Regions from separate parts of the Homo sapiens genome. Here region 2 is linked to region 1. Evidence: read pairs that join two places in POLR2A ChIA-PET (ENCODE). Cell type or tissue: endothelial cell of umbilical vein. All regions are shown on one strand. Links, peaks and the distances in the headings refer to the core of each region. The heading gives the core; the rest is flanking DNA. Region 1 overlaps CCN5 (cellular communication network factor 5). Region 2 has its middle 7.3 kb from the start of PLTP.

Evidence for each region. ChIA-PET counts read pairs that join two places held together with the same protein. Peaks named below come from ENCODE experiments on the same cell type or tissue, not always from the same donor. Only the 100,000 strongest peaks of a DNase experiment are listed, where the experiment ranks them.
Region 2: POLR2A ChIA-PET joins it to region 1 with 8 read pairs; 1 of 35 experiments calls an interaction of 5 or more read pairs at or near these places.

What each region holds. Positions count from the first base shown.
Region 1 is chr20:44,726,176-44,731,547 of GRCh38, forward strand. It overlaps CCN5 (cellular communication network factor 5), which reads left to right. Exons shown (of 4, transcript NM_003881.4): 4 at 912-1,636. The coding sequence ends at 1,132. All of the region lies in intron 3 of KCNK15-AS1 (KCNK15 and WISP2 antisense RNA 1), which reads right to left. Among named protein-coding and RNA genes, the nearest start is that of CCN5, 13 kb to the left of the region's middle. RefSeq lists an enhancer at 534-1,059. In endothelial cell of umbilical vein, for the core only: no CTCF peak of the experiment used is centred there; DNase peaks (open chromatin) are centred at 2,866 and 4,456; H3K27ac peaks cover 1,745 bases.
Region 2 is chr20:45,916,757-45,922,128 of GRCh38, forward strand. No RefSeq gene overlaps it. Among named protein-coding and RNA genes, the nearest start is that of PLTP, 7.3 kb to the left of the region's middle. In endothelial cell of umbilical vein, for the core only: no CTCF peak of the experiment used is centred there; DNase peaks (open chromatin) are centred at 3,115 and 3,475; H3K27ac peaks cover 387 bases.

The DNA of each region.
Region 1 (5,372 bases), core at 89-5,088:
TGGTACTATATCAGAGGTAGCCGTTATTATCCCTGTGATGGAATATGATATATCCATTTAAATACATAGGAAAACACCAGTGAGTTCACCTTATGGATAAAAGCAGGATAAGAAGGTGTATTTCCAACTCGATCTCAACTAAGTGTGTCCCTATGCACGTATACAGGTATATCTACACATACACATGCATACACAGCACACACATGTGGGTAGAAATCAGGGTTTCTCAACGTCAGCACTAGTGACAATTGGGGCAAGTAATTATTTGTTGGGGGGGTTTTCCTGTGCACTGCAGGGTGCTTAGCAGCATTCCTGACTTCTACTCACTAGATACCAGTAGCATCCCCCCAGTTGTGATCACCAAAACTGTCTCCAGATATTGCCAAACCTTTCCTGGGAGGCAAAATTACCCTAGTTGAGGACTTCTAGTGTAAGACTAGAAGGAAGGACACCAAAATACTCACAGAGGGAGACTTGGAGCAGAGAAAAAGCTAGACCATGGTGAACCTGCCATCTTGTTCCTGGCACAAGAATCCTGGAATCTTTAGCATCCTTGCCACTGGGCCAAAGCACCACTCCACACAGGCTGGGCACCCCCTGCCTGTAAAATGCTGTTTATCCAAAGAGACGAGAAAACCATGGTTCACTGAGGGACCATCGTGACCAACACACTCTGGTTGCCAAATAACTAATATTTATGGAAATCTTACAAGTACCAGGTACTGTGCTAGGCACTTCATGCCCATTATTTTATTCAATGCCATCCACTGTTAAGAAATTTACATAACAAGAAACTGAGATGCAGAGAGGCTGAGCCATTTGACCAAGATTGCCGTGGCCGCTGGCAGGTGGGTTGATTGAGCTGCTGAGCCCTGGCTGCTCAGTGCTAACTCTTGTTCTTTCCCCCCTAGGACCCCAGTTTTCTGGCCTTGTCTCTTCCCTGCCCCCTGGTGTCCCCTGCCCAGAATGGAGCACGGCCTGGGGACCCTGCTCGACCACCTGTGGGCTGGGCATGGCCACCCGGGTGTCCAACCAGAACCGCTTCTGCCGACTGGAGACCCAGCGCCGCCTGTGCCTGTCCAGGCCCTGCCCACCCTCCAGGGGTCGCAGTCCACAAAACAGTGCCTTCTAGAGCCGGGCTGGGAATGGGGACACGGTGTCCACCATCCCCAGCTGGTGGCCCTGTGCCTGGGCCCTGGGCTGATGGAAGATGGTCCGTGCCCAGGCCCTTGGCTGCAGGCAACACTTTAGCTTGGGTCCACCATGCAGAACACCAATATTAACACGCTGCCTGGTCTGTCTGGATCCCGAGGTATGGCAGAGGTGCAAGACCTAGTCCCCTTTCCTCTAACTCACTGCCTAGGAGGCTGGCCAAGGTGTCCAGGGTCCTCTAGCCCACTCCCTGCCTACACACACAGCCTATATCAAACATGCACACGGGCGAGCTTTCTCTCCGACTTCCCCTGGGCAAGAGATGGGACAAGCAGTCCCTTAATATTGAGGCTGCAGCAGGTGCTGGGCTGGACTGGCCATTTTTCTGGGGGTAGGATGAAGAGAAGGCACACAGAGATTCTGGATCTCCTGCTGCCTTTTCTGGAGTTTGTAAAATTGTTCCTGAATACAAGCCTATGCGTGATCTTGTGTGTCAGGCCTGTGTTTTCTGAGAAAGCCCTCCCATTATCCGGGGCAGAATTCAGGGGCAGAGTTCTCTGTGAACCTCACAAGGTGAAATCACATGGTCTTAAAGAAAGCCAGAAGACAGGCCTTCAAGTGATCCAAGAAACCCAATTCATATTAATAATAATTAACTTTTTTATTTATTTATTTTTTTGAGATGGAGTTTTGCTCTTGTTGCCCAGGCTGGAGCTGGAGTACAATAGCACGATCTCGACTCACTGCAGCCTCCCGGGTTCAAGTGATTCTCCTGCCTCAAGACTCCTGAGTAGCTGGGATTATAGGCGCATGCCACCATGCTCGGCTTTTTTTTTTTTTTTAAATATATTTTTAGTAGAGATGGGGTTTAGCCATGATGGTCAGGCTGGTCTCGAACTCCTGACCTCAAGTGATCCGCCCGCCGCCTCGGCCTCCCAAAGTGCTGGGATTACAGGCGTGAGCTACTGCGCCCAGCCAATAATTAACATTGCTTGAGCGCCTGCTATGTGCTAGGCACTAGCACTTTATACAGACCAGTGCTTCCCAGCGTTTTTGACCAGAGAAGAGCAGGGAGAATGAAGGCTGCCTCCCAGGGACTGGGGAGCATAGCCTGAAATCAACTAACCCAAGGGTGAAATTGTTCGAAGTCTCATGTTTTATTGTTTACAAACAAAACAAAACAAAAAACAAAAACAAAAAAAAACACCCAACACCAAATACATATATTTTACATTTTCCTCCATGGTCTACCTGTGTTTGTTTAAAAAGTAAAACTGTATTTCCATTAGGATCCAAGCAGGAAATTAGAAAACACTCTTGGTATTTAAACAGGGATTTCTTCTTATTAAACTAATTTTATTAAGGTATAATTTACCCATAGTTAAATATACAGATTTTAAGCATATGGTTTAACGAGTCTTCATAAACGTACACGCTCATGTAACCAACTCCTCAATCAAGGTATAAAACATTTTCATCATCTCAGGGAGTTCCCTCTGGCTCTGTTCCAGTTATCCCCCTGCTCCCCAAGGCAACCACTGCTCTGATTTCTATCACCATAGATGAGCTTTCGTGTTCTTGAACTTCTCATTAATACAACCATACAGCAGGTACTCTATAATGAATGACGTCTTTCACTCAACATAATAAAACAAAAGGAATTTAATGAGAGGACTTAGTCACCCATCTGAGAGGCCAAGTAGGGGACCGTGTGATGCAAGAGGAGAAATTCAACACCAGACCAGCCCTCGGGGCGGAGGGGCAGAGGGAGGGCAGAGCCCAGAGCTGGCACCAGCAGGCAGAGGAAGAGGACCTGGCAAGGCTGTCTGCTGGGAGCTGCAGCCGCTAAGGAGACACAGCCTCGCAGACCTAACAAAAAGTAGATGGAGGTGGGGAGACCTGCCCTGGCTTCTGCCTGCTGCTATCCCCCAGTTTCCAGTTATGCCTCCCATGAGTCGAACCTGCTGGGAAGGTGGAAGAGAGGGGAGCCTGGGAGATGCAGGACAAGGAAGGGCAGGAGGGTTCTGAGAATGAGGGCAATTCCCAGACACAGTGTTTGTAAATTACCCACCCCAGGTACGGTTGCTGGTCACAGAGGCCCCTGCTGCCCAGCCCCCAACACTTATCTCAGGTATCACCCCCTCCAGAAACCTTAGTTTGAGAATCACATGCTGAGTTTGAGCCATGTAACCTTCACAGAGCCCCTGCATGGCAAATATAACTAACTCCAGCTCAGGGATAAGGAAACACCCGGGAAAGCGAGCTGTCTAAAAGCTGGTCTGCAGCTGGGGTGGGATGCTAGTCCAACCTGAGTTTATCTGACTCTTGAGAATGGCTGTTGGTCTCTCACAGATTGAGAATTTCCATGGGTCTGGTTCTGCAAGGATAAACCCTAAACACATTTCCAGGCAAAATTCTGATAACATCCCCCAAAACAGGGAGAACACGGACAAGAATGAGGAATGTGCACCGAGGGACTCCCATACATAAGGCTCTCTCTGCCACGCACTCTGTCCACACCACTGCACGTCATCCTTGGGACATTCCTAAAGGAAAGTGCCACTAATACTCCCTGTTTAGAGATGAGTAAACTGAGACCCAGAGTGATTAACAAGTTACCCTGGAGTCGTGGAGCTGGGACTCAGGCCCATGACCTCACAGCTGAGCCGCCACTGTGCAGTGGTAGAGTGAGTGGGCTCAGCCAACCTGCCCAGGTGTGCATCCTGGCTCTGCTATTTCCTAGTGCTGTCATCTTAGGCAAAGTACTTAACCTCCTTGTGCCTCAGTTTCCCCTTCTTTAAAATGGGGATAATGGCAATACTCAACACAGAGGATTGTTGAAAGTGTTACGTGATTTACAAAAAAACTTAGGGCCGGGCGCGGTGGCTCACACCTGTAATCCCAGCACTTTGGGAGGCCAAGACGGGCAGATCACTTGAGGTCAGGAGTTCGAGACCAGCCTGGCCAACACATCAAAACCCCGTCTCTACTAAAAATACAAAAATTAACTGGGTGTGATAGCACACACCTGTAATCCCAGCTACTCAGGAGGCTGAGGCACGAGAATTGCTTGAACCGGGGAGACAGAGGTTGTAGTGAGCCGAGATCGCACCACTGCACTCCAGCCTGGTGGACAGAGCAAGACTCTGTCTCATTAAATAAATAAATAAATAAATAAATAAATATTGGAGGCCGAAAGATTGAGGGTCATGATCAACTCAGTATACCACTGGAAGCTATATGAGTAAGCAGCAGACTATTTCTCATAAATGCAGAATGTTGGCAAACTGACAAACTGTTTCTGCCATCCAGAAGGAATGCTGAGGGCAGTCACGCTCCAAGCATAGTGTTTCTTGTGATTAGGCCTAATTGAAACCTGTTAGTAACAATATGAATCTGTGATCAATCAACCAGCTAACCAGTCATTACCTCCTCCTCCCTGCTCATTCTACCCAATAAATAGGAAGGGCTGTGGAAGCTCAGGGACTGCCTTTGCTCACTAGAAGCAGGGAGTTCTCTTCTTCTTCCCCTGGCCCTTTCCTTTACAACAGTTTCTTTTGTCTTAAGTTTTCATTTCTACATTCGTCCCCTCGTTCAGTCCTGTAATGAAGTCTCAGGCAGTAACAGTAGTAACTGCTGTAATGACGGCCTCAAGTAGTAACAGTAATAACTGTCATAGTGACAGTCTCAAGTAGTAATTGTGGTAGTCTGCAACAAAATAAAATAAAATAAAATAAATTTTAGCAACCGTTATCCTAACTCTTGGCGCTTTAGTTTTTTGATCTGTAAAATGGGAATAAATAGTAGTGCCCACCCCACAGGATGGCTGTATAAAGTGAGTACCCGGCTGTGTGCAGTGGCGAGCACGCCTGTAATCCCAGCACTTTGGGAGGCCGAGGCGGGCGGATCACCTGAAGTCGGGAGTTCGAGACCAGCCTGGCCAACAAGGTGAAACCCCATCTCTACTAAAAATACAAAAATTAGCCAGGCGTGGTGGCACGCACCTGTAATCCCAGCTACTTGGAAGGCTGAGGCATGAGAATCACTTGAACCCAGGAGGTGGAGGTTGCAGTGAGCCAAGATCATGCCACTGCACTCCAGTCTGGGCAACAGAGCAAGACTCTGCCAAAAAAAAAAAAAATAGTGAGTATCCACTCCGCAGGGGTATTGTGAGTATTAGGAAGGTAATTCCTCCATGTTCTTCAACTGAAGCTATTATT
Region 2 (5,372 bases), core at 303-5,302, 1.2 Mb after region 1:
GTCATTTTGTCTCAGCTTATTTTATTTATTTATTTTTTGAGACGGAGCTTCGCTCTGTCACCCAGGCTGGAGTGCAGTGGTATGATCTCGGCTCACTGTAAACTCTACCTCCAGAGTACAAGCAATTCTCCTACTTCAGTCTTCTGAGTAGCTGGGATTACAGGCGTGCACCACCACGCCCAGCTAATTTTGTATTTTTAGTAGTGATGGGGTTTCACATGTTGGCCAGGCTGGTCTCGAACTCCTGACCTCAAGTGATCTGTCCGCCTCAGCCTCCCAAAGTGCTGGGATTACAGGCTCGAGCCACCACGCCCAGCATTTTGTCTCAGTTTAAATGGCGTTTTTTCAGAGAGGCCTTCCCTGCCTGCCTATCTATTAATCGCTCTCAATCATATCAGCCTGGTTTATTTTCTTTATAGATTTTATTACTATTGAATATTTTCTTTCTTGTTTGTTGTCTGTCCCCGTGAGAGCTGGAATTTTGTTCAACACTGTGTCCTTAGTGCCTAGAACCATGCCTGGCACACAGTAGGTACTGACTAAATATTTACTGAGTGATTGAACTGGTTTGGAGTCCTTGAATGTCCCTGGGCAGCAGGCGATCCCTATGCCAACCCAGATCCTTTATCTCCTCCTGTACCATGTTAGCCTCAGTTCAATTGACCCTAAACACAGCTCTGACCGGCCGGGTACAGTGGTTCATGCCTGTAATCCCAGCACTTTGGGAGGCTGAGGCAGGTGGATCACCTGAGTTCAGGAGTTCCAGACCAGCTTGACCAAAACAGTGAAACCCCATCTCTACTAAAATTACAAAATTAGCCGGGTGTGGAAGCAGGTGCCTATAATCCCAGCTACTTGGGAGGCTGAGGCAGGAGAATCGCTTGAACCCAGGAGGTGGAGGTTGCAGTGAGCTGAGATCGCACCATTGCACTCCAGCCTGGGCAACAAGAGTGAAACTCTGTCTCTAAATAAATAAATAAATACAGCCTTGACCTGGGCTGGTGGAGGAGAAGGTGCAGTCACTGGCCCTGAATCCAGGGCCTTCCCCACTCAGCCTGTCCCTCTTTAATACATTGATTTCCCTTTTCCTCTAAAACATATGGTGCACACAACCCTCAAACGTTAAGAGTGATGTCAGCAGATGTGCAGCGTGGGATGGGCTCTGGCAGCCTCCTCGAGTGCTCATCACCGGGCTTGAGACATGGAGAGAGCCAAATCCCCAAATCCCTTCCCACTTTCACTCCTGGTTTTGTTGTTGTTTGTCTTTTGAGGCAGAGTCTGGCTCTGCCTATTAAGCTGGAGTGCGGAGGCACAATCTTGGCTCACTGCAGTCTTGACCTCCTGGGCTCAAGCAATCCTCCCACCTCAGCCTCCTGAGTAGCTGGGACTATAGGCATGCACCACCACGGCTGATTAATGTTTGTAATTTTTTTTTTTTGTAGAGATGAGGTCTCACTGTGTTACTCAGGCTGGTCTCCATCTCCTGGCCTCAAGGAATCCTCCCACCTCGGCCTCTGAAAGTGCTGGGATTACAGGCATGAGCCACTGCGCCCGGCCTCATCCCTGGCTTTGAAGAGAGAAGGAGAGGCTTCCCAGCACTCAGAGGGACAGGAAGGAAGTGCCTTTCCAGCCTCAGTTGTGTACCCAGCACAGCAATACTGGTAAGAAATCAAGATAGCAAAGTCCTGCTTCTGCCTTTTTCTAGAACAGATGTCAGCAAGCTGTTCCTGTAAAGGAATCAGGATAGCAAAGTCCTGCTTCTGCCTTTTTCTAGAACAAATGTCAGCAAGCTGTTCCTGAAAAGGCCAAAGTGTACATATTTTAGGCTTTCCACACCCTGTGGTCTCTATCGCAGCTGCTCAGCCCTACACTTTAGCATGAAAGCAGCCATAAACAATATCTAACGAACAGGCTGGGAGCTGGAGTTAGCACACAGGCCATAGTTTACCAACCCCTGTTCCAGAGGAAATGAAAAATCTCTTTCTGGGCTAGGCATGGTGGCTCATGCCTATAATCTCAGTACTTTGGGAGGCTGAGGCAGGAGGATTGCTTAAGCCCAGGAGCTCGAGGCTGTAGTGAGCTATGATTGTGCCACTGAACTCCAGTCTGGGTGACACAGCAAGATCCTGTCTCTAAAAAAAAAAAACACTTTTTGAACCTCAGTTTCCACATCTGTAAAATGGGATGATCTAGTACTTACCTACCTCCCTGGGTGGCAGTGAGGATTTAAAGTGATAAAGTATACAAAGTGTGGAACCTAGTACTTGGTGGCGGGGTGGGGCGCTCTCACTTTGTTGCCCAGGCTGGTCTAGAATTCCTGGGCTCGAGCGATCCTCTCGCCTTGGCCTTTCAAAGTTCTGGGATTACAGGCATGAGTCACTGTGCCTGGCCTGATTATTAGTATTAATAGTTGTCATAGTTGCTTAACAAACAGAAAGTGCTTTTTTGAGACAGGGTCTCACTCTGTTACCCAGGCTGGAAGGCAGTGGCACGATCATGGCTCACTGCAGCCTCATCCTCCCTGGGCTCAGGTAATCCTCCCATCTCAGCCTCCCGAGTAGCTGGAACTATAGGCATGTACCACCATGCTCAGCTAACTTTTAAAATTTTTTTGTAGAGATAGAATCTCACTGTGTAGACCAAGCTGATCTCAAACTCCTGGCCTCAAGCGATCTGCCTGCCTCGGCCTCCCTAAGTGTTGGGATTACACGCGTGAACCACCACACTTGGCCAGAAAGTGCTTCCACATATTAACTCACTTACACTTCATAACATCCTACAAGATAGGTATCCTCACCCCCAGTTTACAGATAAGGAAACTGAGGCCCAGCAGTTATAAGCTCAAGTCAGTCTGGCCCCAGAGCCTATGCTTGTAACTAGGTTTCTCTCTCTGTCTCTCTCTTTTTCATTATCCCATGTAACTCTCACAGCAGTGCCTTGAGATAGCTATTATTGGCCCTGTTTTGCAGATTTGGAAACTGAGGTTCAGTACGAGGAAATAACTGGTCCAAGGAAGTAAACACGGGCTCCACTGACCACAGGAGGCCAAGCTGGATTGCTGCCCAACATGTCAACATGCACTGCTCTGGCCCCCTCCTCCCTCGCTGTGCCTCCAGCTGTGTTTTCTTTGGATCTCTGCATGGCTTGGAGAAGCTGCGTCAGCCCATCTCCTCTCCTGCCCAGTCCCCACCCCCAACGCCCACCCCAGCTACCCCTCAGGGAGTGACCCCCTTCTCCTCACTCTGCCTGAGCATATGAGCACTGCAGCTCATGCGCCTGTGTTGGTCAGCATGGGTGCACCTGGGGACATGTGACAGGGGACCCAGCTGGAATGAGAGGAGGATTATCTGAGGAGGACAAATCTCAGGCCAGGAAGACCCCGATTACATCTCTCCAGACAGGCGAAATGATCATCTGTTTCCAGAATGCAACTGGACAAAACAGTCCGCGTGAGGGCTGGACATTTACCAAATGGGTAAAAGGAATCTAAAAGGGCTGGGGCTTGCTGAGTTCAGCCAGGCCAAAGCTGTGGACTGACTTTCCGTGATTTCTAAAGCTGGGAGATCTGTTGTTTTCTTCTTTCTTTCCCATTTCCTCCTTGAAGGCCAGTCCATTTTCTGTGTGAAGAACAGGCCACTTGGTGTCTGAAGTCACCTCCAGATTAGAAACTCAAGGATTCTAAGGTTCCTTATGAGGTGTTGCTTTCCCTGGGTCCTCGGTCCTAGGGCATTGTATCCCCACACCTGGTGCCTCTCCATCAGGGCTCGGATGTCAGCCTTGGGCAGCTCACTCTCTCTCTGACTTCCCTTTTCTTTTCTTCTTCATATCCCACCCTTCTTCCCAGTTTCTATGCCTCTGTCAGTCTGCTAGCTGACTCTGACTCATGGGGACCTCTTTCTGTGGTCCTCTAAGCCTCCTAACCGTCTGTGCTTTCCTTATACTCCACGTGGGCTTTCCAGCCTCTACTTGTTTTGAGGAAGAGGTGGAGGATCCATAGCAGCTCTGTCTAGATGTTTGGATTTCATAAGCCAGTCACAACATTTCAAAGTAAGTGAAGGGAGGGGGCCCCAAAGGAAGGGATTTTTTCCTTTGATAATAAGGATAGGCCACCATCTTCAGCCTAAGCTTGTCCCTTTTCTGCAGGGCTTGCTGAAATGTTGCAAGAAGTGGTCAACATAATGCAACTCGAATTTTTCCAGGTGTCCTAATACTGCAGGAGTCCCCCGCATAACCCAGGCTTTGGTCTAACAAGATTGCCAACCCCTAGCCAGGAATCATGAGGATGTCACCGCCCTCTGGCCTTCTTCCTCTCTTCCACCCAGCTAGATCCATATTTTAGCTCCCCCCCAACCCTAGCAAGTACCAAATCCTGCTCCTTTTCCAAGCTTCCCCATCACAGGTCATGGCACCAGCTTTATGCAGTGCTCAAGTCAAAAATATAGGAGTCATCCTTGACTTCCTTTTTTTGTTATACCCCACATCAGCAAATCCCGGTGTCTCTAACTCCAAAAGACGCCTCACCTTATGCCTGTAATCAAAGCACTTTGGGAGGCTGAGGTGGGAGGATCACTTGAGCCCAGGGGTTCAAGACCAGCCTGAGCAACATAGTGAGACTTTGTCTCTACAAAAAATAATTAGCCAGGTGTGGTAGCATGCGCCAATAGTCCCAACTACTTGGGAGGCTGAGGTGGGAAGATCGCTTGAGTCCAGGAGGTCAAGGCTGCAGTGAGCTGTGATTGCGCCACTGCATTCCCGCCTGGGCAACAGAGCGAGACTCTGCCTCGAAAAAAAAAAAAGATGCCCCACATCTATACAATTCTCTCTATCAGCACCAACACCACTTCAAGCCATTTTCATTGGTTACCGGGACAACCTGCCTTATCTCCCTGTCTCACCATTTCTCCTGTAGGTCTAGCCTCTCTACATCAATCTAAGTGATATTTTTAAAAATGGGAATCATAGAATTTTTCTATCCTGCTCAACATCCTCCCCATCACACACAAAATAAAACCCAGACTCTGGCCACGACCTCTGGAAACACTGCAGGTGAACTAGCTCCTGCCTACCTTCCTCTCCAAGCCCATCTTCTACCACTGTTGGGAACACACCAAGTGCCTTCAGCCTCAGACTTTCCTTAATTCTTTTCTCCACCAGACACATCATCCCACACACATACCCATGCAGAGTTACTCAGATCCCTACTCAAATGTCACCCCCACAGAAGAGGCCCCCTCTGTGTCATTACCTGTCATTCTGTTTGTTTAATTCTTTATTGCCTGTTTCTTCCAGTAGACTGCAAGCTCCCCAGGGCGGGGACAGGAGCCTGCCACTCTTATTCATGGCCATATGTCCAGTGCCCAGCACAGGGTCTG